Linked DNA regions of Homo sapiens: region 1 is linked to region 2. The links are chromatin contacts, found by Hi-C or POLR2A ChIA-PET in ENCODE. All regions are on one chromosome and are shown on one strand. Each heading gives the region's core, a stretch centred on a gene start or an enhancer-like site at or near the end of the contact. The rest is flanking DNA. Distances are from core to core; before and after follow the strand shown.

Evidence for each region. Hi-C counts contacts between places; a loop is a spot of excess contacts on that map. ChIA-PET counts read pairs that join two places held with the same protein, here RNA polymerase II (POLR2A). Pooled maps may share reads with other maps.
Region 1: a loop to region 2 is called in a map of sigmoid colon, with 2.2 times the contacts of the local background. The contact joins two enhancer-like sites. A Hi-C loop is called at or near these places in 2 of 168 maps with a recorded cell type or tissue (head of caudate nucleus and sigmoid colon), 1 of 37 single-sample maps with no recorded cell type and 3 of 50 pooled maps. POLR2A ChIA-PET finds 5 or more read pairs at or near these places in 4 of 52 experiments (OCI-LY7, PC-3, Panc1 and 1 more).

Annotation. Positions count from the first base shown.
Region 1 is chr14:51,069,518-51,075,269 of GRCh38, forward strand. The region is part of intron 1 of TRIM9 (tripartite motif containing 9); the gene reads right to left. Among named protein-coding and RNA genes, the nearest start is that of TRIM9, 23 kb to the right of the region's middle. Within about 2 kb of position 2,539, at least 3 of the 41 ENCODE cell types and tissues checked have a DNase peak (open chromatin) inside an H3K27ac peak, as active enhancers do.
Region 2 is chr14:51,025,438-51,030,627 of GRCh38, forward strand. The region is part of intron 1 of TRIM9 (tripartite motif containing 9); the gene reads right to left. Among named protein-coding and RNA genes, the nearest start is that of TRIM9, 67 kb to the right of the region's middle. RefSeq lists an enhancer at 2,954-4,153. Within about 2 kb of position 3,608, at least 2 of the 41 ENCODE cell types and tissues checked have a DNase peak (open chromatin) inside an H3K27ac peak, as active enhancers do.

The DNA.
Region 1 (5,752 bases), core at 1,289-3,788, 43 kb after region 2:
ACCCTGCTCTAGGCTGCACTGAGAAACTGCAAATCCGAGGCCCTCGGGACAAGCCAGGCATGGTGAAGGCATGTGTTTGATTTGTTTCATGGCATTGTTGGTGTTTTTAATTTAAAGCAACACTTAAAATCAGGAGAGGTCATATCAGAATGATGCAAATGTCAGGTTTCTCTTGGAAGATCTGCCAACCCTGTGCCCATATGGCACCAAGGCTACACTGGACTATAACTGACCCCATATTCCTTGGTTTGCCAGTCTATGCCATTTGCTGCCCAATTACTGAGAGCAATCTTCAGCTGCCATTTATCTTTGTTCTTATCTTTCTCAAGGTGGAAAAATACAGTCAATCTCTATTATTTGTGTATTCTGTATTTGCAAATTTGCAAACTTGCTAAAATTTATTTGTAATTTCCAAATCAATACTCACAGCACTTTCATGGTCATTCACAGAATGGCTAAAAAATGAGTTGTCCAATGTGTAACTTCATAGCTGAGGTTGATCAGGGTAATGCTCCTTGTTTCAGCTCTAATTCAATAAACAAGTGTACTTTTCATGGTATATTCAGTGTCATGTTTTTCATTTTGGTGCTTTTTGGTGGTGCATTTGCTGTTTAAATGGCCCCAAACACAATCCTTAAATGCTGTCTAGCATTCCTAAGCACAAGAAGGCTGCAATGCTTGGGGAGAAAATACATTCATTAGATAAGCATCGTTCAAGCATGAGTTATAGTGCGATGGCTGTGAGTTCAATGGTAATGAATGAACAATATATATTAAACAAGGTATCTTTAAACAGAAACATACATAAAACAAGTTTATGCATTGATTGGTTGACAAAAATTTTGTGACCAGAGGCTCACAGGAACCTAACCCTCTATTTCCCCTAGGAGCAATATTCAGTATTCATTAATTCAGTGTACTTGGTGACTTAATAGAACATAACTACAGGTTGAGTATTCATTATCTAAAATGCCTGGGACTGACTGGAAGTGTTTCAGATTTTTTTTTTTTTTTGGATTTTGGAATATTTGCATTATAATGGTTCAGCATCTCTAATCTGAAAATCTGAACTCTGAAATGCTTCAATGAGCATTATCTCTGAGTGTCATATTGGTGCTCACAAAGTTCCAGATTTTGTAGCATTTTGGATTAAGAATACTCAACCTGCACTGGGAATAACAGGGATTGACTGCATGTCTTTTACAGAAGTGGATAAACCAAAGATAGACTGAGGGCCACATATTATTAGAAAAATGGCACAGTGTATTTGTTTCTGAAGGTAAAAACTATTCCTGTTATTCCTGTGGACCAAATATGCACATCTTGCTTGTATCATCTGGCCCCTGTAGGCATTTGACTCACATTCCTAGACGTTTTCTTTCTTTCTTTCTTTTTTTGGTGGAGATGGGAAGCATCCAGAACCAAAATAGAAAATGATGAGTCAGAGATTCAGAGACTGGGGACTACCATATAAGATAATGTAAATGATCCTGGAAAAAGGAATACATTTACATTTCGGGGTTTTGGTGGACTGATGGGGACGACAAAATAAGAATCCTGTCACCTAAGAAAGTGGAGGCGGCCAGGCACAGGGCTCACATCTGTAATCCTAGCACTTTGAGGCCAGGGTGGGCGGATCACCTGAGGTCAGGAGTTCAAAACCAGCCCGGACAACATGGCAAAACCCTATCTCTACTAAAAATACAAAATTAGCCAGGCATGGTGGCACATGCCTGTAATCCCAGCTACTCTGGAGGCTGAGGCAGGGGAATTGCTTGAACCCGGGAGGTGGAGGTTGTGCTGAGCCGAGACTGCGCCATTGTATTCCAGCCTGGGCAACAAGAGTGAAACTCCGTCTAAAAAAAAAAAGAAAAAAAAAAAAAAAAGACAAGACAAAAGAAAAGAAAAGAAAGTGGAGACAAATAGACTTCACTTGAAATGCCAACTCTGATACCTGGGTACCAGTTGCTCAGTGTGCTGTGATAAAAATTCTGAGCTGCAGCTGGGTATGGTGGTTTACACCTGTAATCCCACCACTTTGGGAGGCCAAGGTGGTAGGATGATCGCTTGAGCTCAGGAGTTCAGGGCCAGCCTGGGCAACACAGTGAGACTTTGTCTCTACTAAAAATAAAAAAAAAATTAACCAGGCGTGGTGGTGTTTGCCTGTAGTCCCAGCTACTCAGGAGGCTGAGGTGGGAGGATTGCTTGAGAGTGGGAGGTCAAGGCTGCAGTGAGCTGCAGTCACACCACTGCACTCCAGCCTGGGTGACAGAGTGAGCCCTGTCTCAAAAAATAAATAAATGAATAATTTTTAAAAAAGAATTCTGAGCTGTATTTGGGTCACACCTGGAGTCAGTGGGAAAAGTGCCATGACTGACAGTGCTGTTTGCCATGGGCCCAGAAGAGAGGGGTGGTGAGGTGCTACGCATTTGCCAATCCCGGACTCAGCAGCGTGAGGGAGCAGCATGAAGGAGCAGCACAAGGGAAGTAGAAGGCAGGGAAAGGAAACTTTCCTTTCTTCCTTCCTTCCCGGTGTTCTCTGGGCTGCCCATGCTGTGTGCAGCAAAAAGGCACACGTGGCAGGACTGGGCCACCTGGGCTTCAGGGAAATCTGCCAGAGCCTTCAGGAGGTTCCAGGAATAGCCTCAGTTCTTTCTGGAACATTCCAGGAAATGTATTTCTTTTTTTTCATAGGGAAACTTAACTCTCTCTCCTGAAATTGTAGTCTTAATACTTTATCTTATTATTTTACTACATTAAAAAAAACACTGAAGGAAAGGAAAGCAATTATGCTTCTATGAAAATCCAGCCATCCAACGAGAATTCCTAAACCTCTGAAATGTGAACTATCCTTTAAAGTAGCCTACTTTCTTGCATAGAATCAGTTATGGATTAACAGACTGCATCCAGGTATCTAAATATAAATTTTTAAAATAAGACAGCTTACACAATACATACGAGGAATTCAATTTTAGTGGATAAGGTTTTTAAAAAGAGACTTACCAATAAAAAACAAGTTTTTTTCTATTGAGAAAATGGAAAGGAAAAAGAATAATCACTCCTGGAAACTTTCTAAAATTCATGTTTAATATGAAATCACAATTACTTTCTTGAGGTTATTGAGTTTCAATTTATTACTTTTTTTTTTTTTACTTAGAGACTATTTGAATAGCTCTTACTTTCATTTAAGAAAGAATTGTTCTCTTTTGAAAATCTATTTGCATTCGTACTGTTTGCACTTAAGAACCTCTCTCCCTAAATTGCTTTATAATATTTCTAAGTGAAGCTCTGAAATATGCACAATATCTGACAATGATTTGATAGAGAGCAATGTACCGTGTAGGAGATGATTTGCACTGAGAAAAAAATTACAAGAGAAAGCAGAAGTGATAAACTGTTTCTGATTAGTACCTCTGGCTCTCAAGACAAAACCACAAGGAAAAGGCAGCTTATTTCAGAATTAATGTTTTATTTATTTTTTTTTTGGCAACTCAATGGAAAAGTGGGTAAATGACTTAGCAGACACCACATCAAAGATGATATTCAAATGACCAGAAAATATAAACACATGCTTAATACCATTAGTTATCACAACACTGTGATACCACTGTACACCCACCAGGATAGCTAAAATGAAAAGACAAATAATAGCAAGTGCTGGTGAGAATGAGGAGTACTACTGGGAGAGATGTACCATGGCACCACCATCATCTGGTAACTTTTGCAGGATATACTAACAGAGCATTTGTGTACCTGAGCACCCAGTGATTGCCCTCCTAGGGATACAACCAACAGAAATGCTTACATTTATGCACCAAAAGACAGGTGCTATAATGTTTATAGCTGCACTACTCTTAGTAGCTCAAACCTGGAAACTATCAAAAGGCTCACCAATGACAGAATGGATAAATTGTGAAACATTCATAAAAATGGAATACCATACAACAGTCAGAATGATCTAAAGCTATATGCAACAATATAAGTGGATCCAAAAAACATATCTTTGAGCAAGAGAAGCCATGCATAAGAGTGCATACTGTATGATGACATTTATATGAAATAGAAACATAGGCAAAGTTACCATGCTGCTAGAAGGTTATCCTTGCCAAGAGTGTGGTGTGGGCGCTCTGGACTGGAAGGGAGCATGCAGGGGGCTTCTGGAGGCTGATGATATCCTGATATTCTGTTCTTCTGATTTATTGCTAATTACACAGGTGTGATCAGTTTGTGGAAATTCATTGAAATGTACATTCATGATTTCTTCACTAAAAATTTCTGTAACATATCTTTTTTGTTGTTTTTTGCAGCTGCAGGCTTACATCATTTTAGAGATAATTTTAGAAAACTTGCAATTTGGCAGTTCCTCCCATAGGATATACAGCCAAAGAACTGACAACAAGCAGTGGTATGCTGGGGCTGGCTTGTACTGACTTCCAAACATCAAGGTCAGCAACCTCAGGTAGGTAGCCTGAAGGCAGCCATGGAAAATGCTACAAATCAGAGCTTTCCACGTTTGCCAGCACACCACTGAATAGCAACAGAGACAAAAACAAAACAATCACTGAATAATAGTAATGATCATAACAACGAAACCAAACATCTGCATTTAAAACTCTAATAGCTGGGTGCGGTGGCTCACGTCTGTAATCCCAGCACTTTAGGAGGCTGAGACAGGAGGATCACTTGAGCCCAGGAGTTCAAGACCAGCCTGGGCAACATAGCAAGACTCCGTCTCTACAAAAAAAAAGTAATGGAAAAAAATTCAAATTCAAATAATAAAAACAATGAAAATAACAGTATGTAAATAATGGTATGTAAAAATCTAACAATCACTTGAAATTGAAGAATTTGGCATGTAAAATGAATAATACTGTCTTCCCCCAAGAAGTTTAGCACCAAACTGGCTCTTGTCCTGAGATAAGGAATTCCAGGCCAGGCTTACATCGCAACTCAGTCCTCAAAAGCCCTCTCTTGCAGAATGAGAAGGCACAAGCATATTTACCCATTTTGTTTTCACCTTCCATCTCTCTCAATCAAATCTTACTTCTCATTTTAGGAAGTAAATAGTCCAAAATGGCCTTTTAATTACTCTTTGATCCTTCCACCCCACCCTGCCCTTTTCTTTCCTAGCAAGGAAATGACAATGAGTGTGGCCTATAGACAAGGGTAATTACAGATCCACCAGTGGGCTGTTCCGCCCAGGATAAGGGGGCAGAGCTCAAAGCTGGTCAGTGTGTGTTCTCCTCTCTCCACTTAGCTGTCATTCCACCCTGTGCTTTTCTACTTCCCTCTTACAAGGGGCCAACAGGGCTGTGGAGCCCCCAGGGCACTTCCAAGGCATAGGTAAAATGAGGGGAATGAAAGATGCCGCAACTACATGGTTCATCTCCTTTTGATCTCACAATGTTGAAGCCCCAATTGAGAAGCTTGAAAGAGGAGGGAATTTAAAGTGTCTCTTCACAAAGGCACAAGCAACAGGCAGCGGACATTTTTATCCAAAGAGACTCTTGTCAGGAACTGAGTCAGAGAAACATCAGTAAGTCTAGATCCCAATTAAATTTGCCGCTAACTGGGACCTTAGCTCTCATGTAATCCTGCATTCTTATTTTATACACGAGAAGCTAGAGGTGCAGAGGAGTTAAGTGGGTCGCCCAAGGAGGTAGGCACAGGATCCAAATAGGGACCTCAAATTGCATCTCCAAGTTTGTCTACCCTATTTAGCCACTGCTATTCTAGGTTCCTTGATGGAGCC
Region 2 (5,190 bases), core at 2,358-4,857:
GAGTCATCAACCTCCTCAGATTCCTCTTGTCTGAGGTTGGACCTTTTTGCTGGCATTTGTACAGGTAGATTCTGGTGTCGAAACTCCCTGTGCTCCTGAGTAGTTTCTCCTTGGAAGCAGTGAACACTTCTGGCCACAGCAGTCAAAGGCCCTCACCAGCTGATATCAACCTAGAATTTCTTCATCTCCTCCTTCATTGATTAATTAAACAATCATTTATTGAATACATATTTGCTAAGGACTAAAAAAGCAAAACAAAATAGTGAGTCAGATGATCTAATTCTTATCAACGTTACTTAGCACAAAGGGCTATTGGTCTGGGTAGGGCAGAAAGAATAGAGTAAAGAACAGGATGAAGGAAGGGGTAGGTACTGGTGTGATCCTCTGGGGCCACTTAAATATAATCACAAATTCAATGGGCAGGATGACATTCCACTCCTGCCTCATCCGTGTCCTCTTCCTTCTCCCAAGTACAGCCCTGCTGCCCTAGCACATTTGTGTCCTCTCCTCACTAGCCTCCGACACCAAGGCTTACTCTCTTTCTTTCTTCCCACACCACCCCATCCATACGAGGAGGCAGTTCTGCTGGGTTGGCAAGGTGTCCAGGTAGGTACTTGCTCTTCCAGCCTCCTCGTCCGCTGGGGAGGCCGTGGTACACAATCCTGACGGACGACACCTAAGTGGAAGTCTGCTGGGGACTGGAGGGGTCTGAGAAAGCTTTTGCTTTTCTGCTGATACGGAACCACTGTGATTGATGCAGCCTCTCCACTGTGGTTCCTGACTTTAGGATGGATGTGATGTCTTCCGGCTCACATGAGGAGAAGGCCAATAGGGTATGGGTGGAGGGATGGGAGGGGAAGGAGCTCGGTTCTGATGGCATCTTTGAGCAGCTGAGTCAACACCTGAAACCTTCACCACTAGCTTTCTTGTTATGTGATAAAAATTAACTCCTATTCAAGTCACTGTTCTGGAGTTTTCTATTGCTAGCAGGAATTTATATCAAGTATCACTGTACTTGATACAAATTCCTTCCCCTCCTAGCAGTCTGGGTATACCCTTCCGTACCTCAGGTACAGAGACAGACTCCCTTTCCTGCACTGTCTTCTTTTCAAATTAAAGCCTATTCTCCTTGCCAACACAATGATTCATCTACCCTTTCCTTTCTGTAAAAGGGCAGAACCTTAAAATTATATCTCTTGGTGCTGTGAATGCTTTTCTCTTATATTTGTCTTTTAAATACAAAGTTGGGCACTGACTCTCTAAAAATATGCACACCAAATGCTTGGTTGAGGCAATGTGGGATGGTAGAAAGAATATAGGTTTGAAAGGGTGCAGATTCTCGCTCTATCCCCTATAAGTGTGACCTTGAGAAAGTTACCTTTGTCTGAATTACTCCAATGGAAAAGGTGGGAAGAACAGTAATACTTTGTAGTTGGGTTATTGTGAGGGTTGAATGCATTAATCAATGTGAAAGCTTCTGCTAGTTAAGGGAACAATTCTGAATTCTGAAATGCTGCCAGTTACTGGCTGTTCAACCCTTTATACATTGTTTTACCTCATCCATAAAATCAGAGGAAGAATACTATTCTTGGGTTTTGTGGGCATTGCATAAGATACTATATCTAAAGCCCAGAACCCTATTACCCTACTGGTGCACAGTGCATGATGCGTGCTTAATAAATGCTGGCTGTTAACTTTTTTTTTTTTTTTTTTTTTTTTTTTTTGAGACAGAGTCTCACTCTCTCACCCAGGCTGAAGTGCAATGGTGTGATCTTGGCTCACTGCAATCTCTGCCTCCCAGGTTCAAGCGATTCTCCTGCCTCAGCCTCCCGAATAGCTGGGATTACAGCCGTGCACCACCACACCGAGTGAACTTTTGTATTTTTAGTAGAGATGGGGTTTCTCCATGTTGGCCAGGCTGGTCTCAAACTCCTGACCTCAGGTGATCCACCCACCTCGACCTCCCAAAGTGCTGGGATTACAGGTGTGAGCCACCGTGCCCAACCAGCTGTTAACTCTTATTTGTTTTCTTCATTCTTGCTCACACAAACACCTGCTGACTGGAGGGATTCGCAGGACAGATTCCTGGAACAGGGTCTGTTGGAGAACATTTTCGATCACCTGTACTTTGCTCTATGTATTTAGGCTCCAAGAGGCAAGACCAACACAACTGAGTAAGATAAAGCTCAAAGTGAGCCTACAGTTGCAAAATTCTTTATGATTGGGTCTCAGCTACAATATTATTTGGAGTAAAAGTTTCTCCTCAATAACTATTAATATTTCCAGGAGCCCAAGGGATAAAGGAGGGAAAAACGGTCTCATTTGGAAGAGCAGGCAATAATATGAGAGGCATATTTTAAAGAAGAAATTTTTTTTCATTGTTACTTTAGAACTCATATCTTTTTTTTTTCCTGAATGAGTAAAAGTTTGCTGGACTACCATAGTTTTCTTCCTCTTTTTATTATAACCTATGTTTAGTAACCACACTTAGATGTTTCAGTACAGAAGTAAAATTGATTTGGTTACACAGAAGTGAAGCTGCCTGGTGTCTTGTATTCCAACCTTGCAATTAATTGTGTCTGTATAAGACAGACTTGATACCCATAGATTTTTTGACCAGTTGCTGCTGTATACTTAGAAATACAATCATTCCTAGTAGTAGACAAAGAGTTTTGGCCCCATCTAGTCCCAGGATTTTATATGACAAAGCAGTAAGTGAACTGCAAAAATCAATTTATTTCCAATTTCCTCTTTGTGTTTATGGTCCGTCCCAAGAATGCCTTCTACCTGGCTGATGATTGTTCTGGTATTTGATAAAAAATTGCATTATAAGATAAAGATCTAGAAATCATTCTCTTAAGCTTTGTCCACTTGTAGAAATTGAGGAGACAATGAAAAATCCTGGAAAACTATCACTAGAAAGTGCTCTTATTGTAAGGATTTATATGCACATTGTTTTTATAGGTTGGTATTTTAATCACATTTATAAGCTCCATCTGATGTAGAAGAACATTGTTATTGACTGATTTTGTTTCCCAGATGCATTTAAATTCCTACTCTGTGCTAACAAAGATGTTCTGCATTCAGGACCACAGAGCAGTGCTGGAAATTTATGACCAGAACAATGAAGATGCAAATATGTAGTATGTGTTTTCATCACGGCATCTTTGGTGGTACAAGCAGTCATTTAAGGGAGAAAGGTACGTTCTAAAGCTGTTTATAATGCCTAAGCAGTGACATTCGGATTTCTTGGATATTTGTTTTCTAGGTTACTGAAAAGGTGTCACGATCTGAAGGTGAATGAGAGGAGAAAAATGATGCAGCTGAAGCCCTGATCTCCAGTCAAGTTGTTCTTGGCTGGGAGCATGCTGAGAATCACCGAGGTCTCCCAGAAAGATGACAAGTTGTTCAAGCCTGAAGGAGAGAAACAAAGAACTCTGCCTCCTCCTTCCCTCCTTGCGTGGCTTTCGTCCTCAGCTTCCACCCTGACCCTGGCTCCCCTTGCCTCCCCAGGAGGGAGAGATCAGGCACTTACCCTGGGACTGACTGTGGAGGACGTTTCAGGACCTACTTCTCACGCTCAGCAAATGGGTAATGCAATTCAATCCATCCCGCCCAATGCCTGACTTGCCCAAGCTGCTGAGTGTGCCCAGGCAGAAGACAGTATCTTCTTTCCATTTCCCACTGTAAACATTCTTCACGTGGCCTTTTCCCCTCAATTCACCACAAATATTGGATAGCGATAAACTGGGACAAATGAAAAGAAGCTTTCTGGCTGTCTCGGATCTGAAGTTACAGGCACAGGATGGGTCAAAAGGGTCACTCGAAGAGTTGGTACAAAACAGAGGAGGCGGCAAACAAGCACTGGCAGCTTGATGGCTCAGAAAATGACCCAGCTGCCTCCCCGGGCGTGGGGCACCTTCTGGTGCTGTATCACAGTGCATGCCATTCAGGCACCGCAACACCACTGGGCCCAGGAGCCAAAGCCCACTCCCGCTCCTTCCCAGGTACAAAGATAAACACAACACTCAGGAAAAAAGTGATCATTGATGCAATGGGACTTTGAGGGAAGGCCGCCAAGGAGAATAACAGTTTTTCTGATGAAATATTGATCTCTGGGTCACATTGCTCAGCAATTACCCATTGCCGGTTACTCAGTACATTGCTGACATAGTACAATCAAAAAGTGTAAGCAAGAAATTCTAATAATTGTAAGCAAGAAATTCTAATAATTGTAATACATTGGTCATTTCTTATGAGCCAGGAACTCTGATGGGTGCTTTCAATGCAATCCCAATCACCTCCCTGCCATTTTGCAGAGGTGCCGAGAGGATACCCCTGAGTGAAGGTTTCACCACTCACATACGGAACAGCTGGAACACAAACCCTCATCTGATGGCAAACTCATGCTCTTTGCTCCAGCCTCCCAAAAAAAGAGAATTCTCTCACCCTCACAGGCCAAAACAATTGTTTAATTGTTTAATCCACGGTGAGAGCATGTACAACCAGAGAAGGTGAGAGGATGACTATGATTGATTATGAGGTGGTCTGATTATGCTTAGCAGCCAGATAGTATGTAAATTACAGCATGACTAGTTAACCTATGAAACATTCAACTTTTTTCCTGCATGAAGTTTTCTGGTGAATTTGAAAAAGTCCCCTAAGAGAGGAGTCTCATGGAGGAGGGAAGAAGCTTTGGATTCAGGTCCACTGACAACTTTGTCAACTACTGGCCTAAGATCTTGGGCAGAGATTGGGTGAAGTGGGAATTAAGTAAAGGAAGGAGACCTCACAGAGTGACTGGTACTTGGGGAACCATCAAGCTGAGCTGTCCAAGGGTCCTGATTCCCCCTCTAGGAAACATTTCTATTCCTCCTGCTTGCACCTTTAGTGCCTGCAAGAATGGATCCCTTCTCCGGTTTCTCTGGTGCTGGAAGATCCTGGATATACCCCAACCCCAGTTCACTATAGTCAGATGGACAGGAATCCTCCAAGACCAGCTGGTCTGCAGATGCCAATTTATCTCTAAGCCCAGCAAAGGGCTGGCGCAGTGAACAGGCTATGATTTGCAAAAGAGTAGCTGGGCCTGGGAATGGAAGCACACAGTATAGGGACAAAGGATGTGTGTGTGTGTATGAGTGTGCATATGGTGTGTGTGTGTATGAGTGTGCATATGCCTGTGAGTGTGTG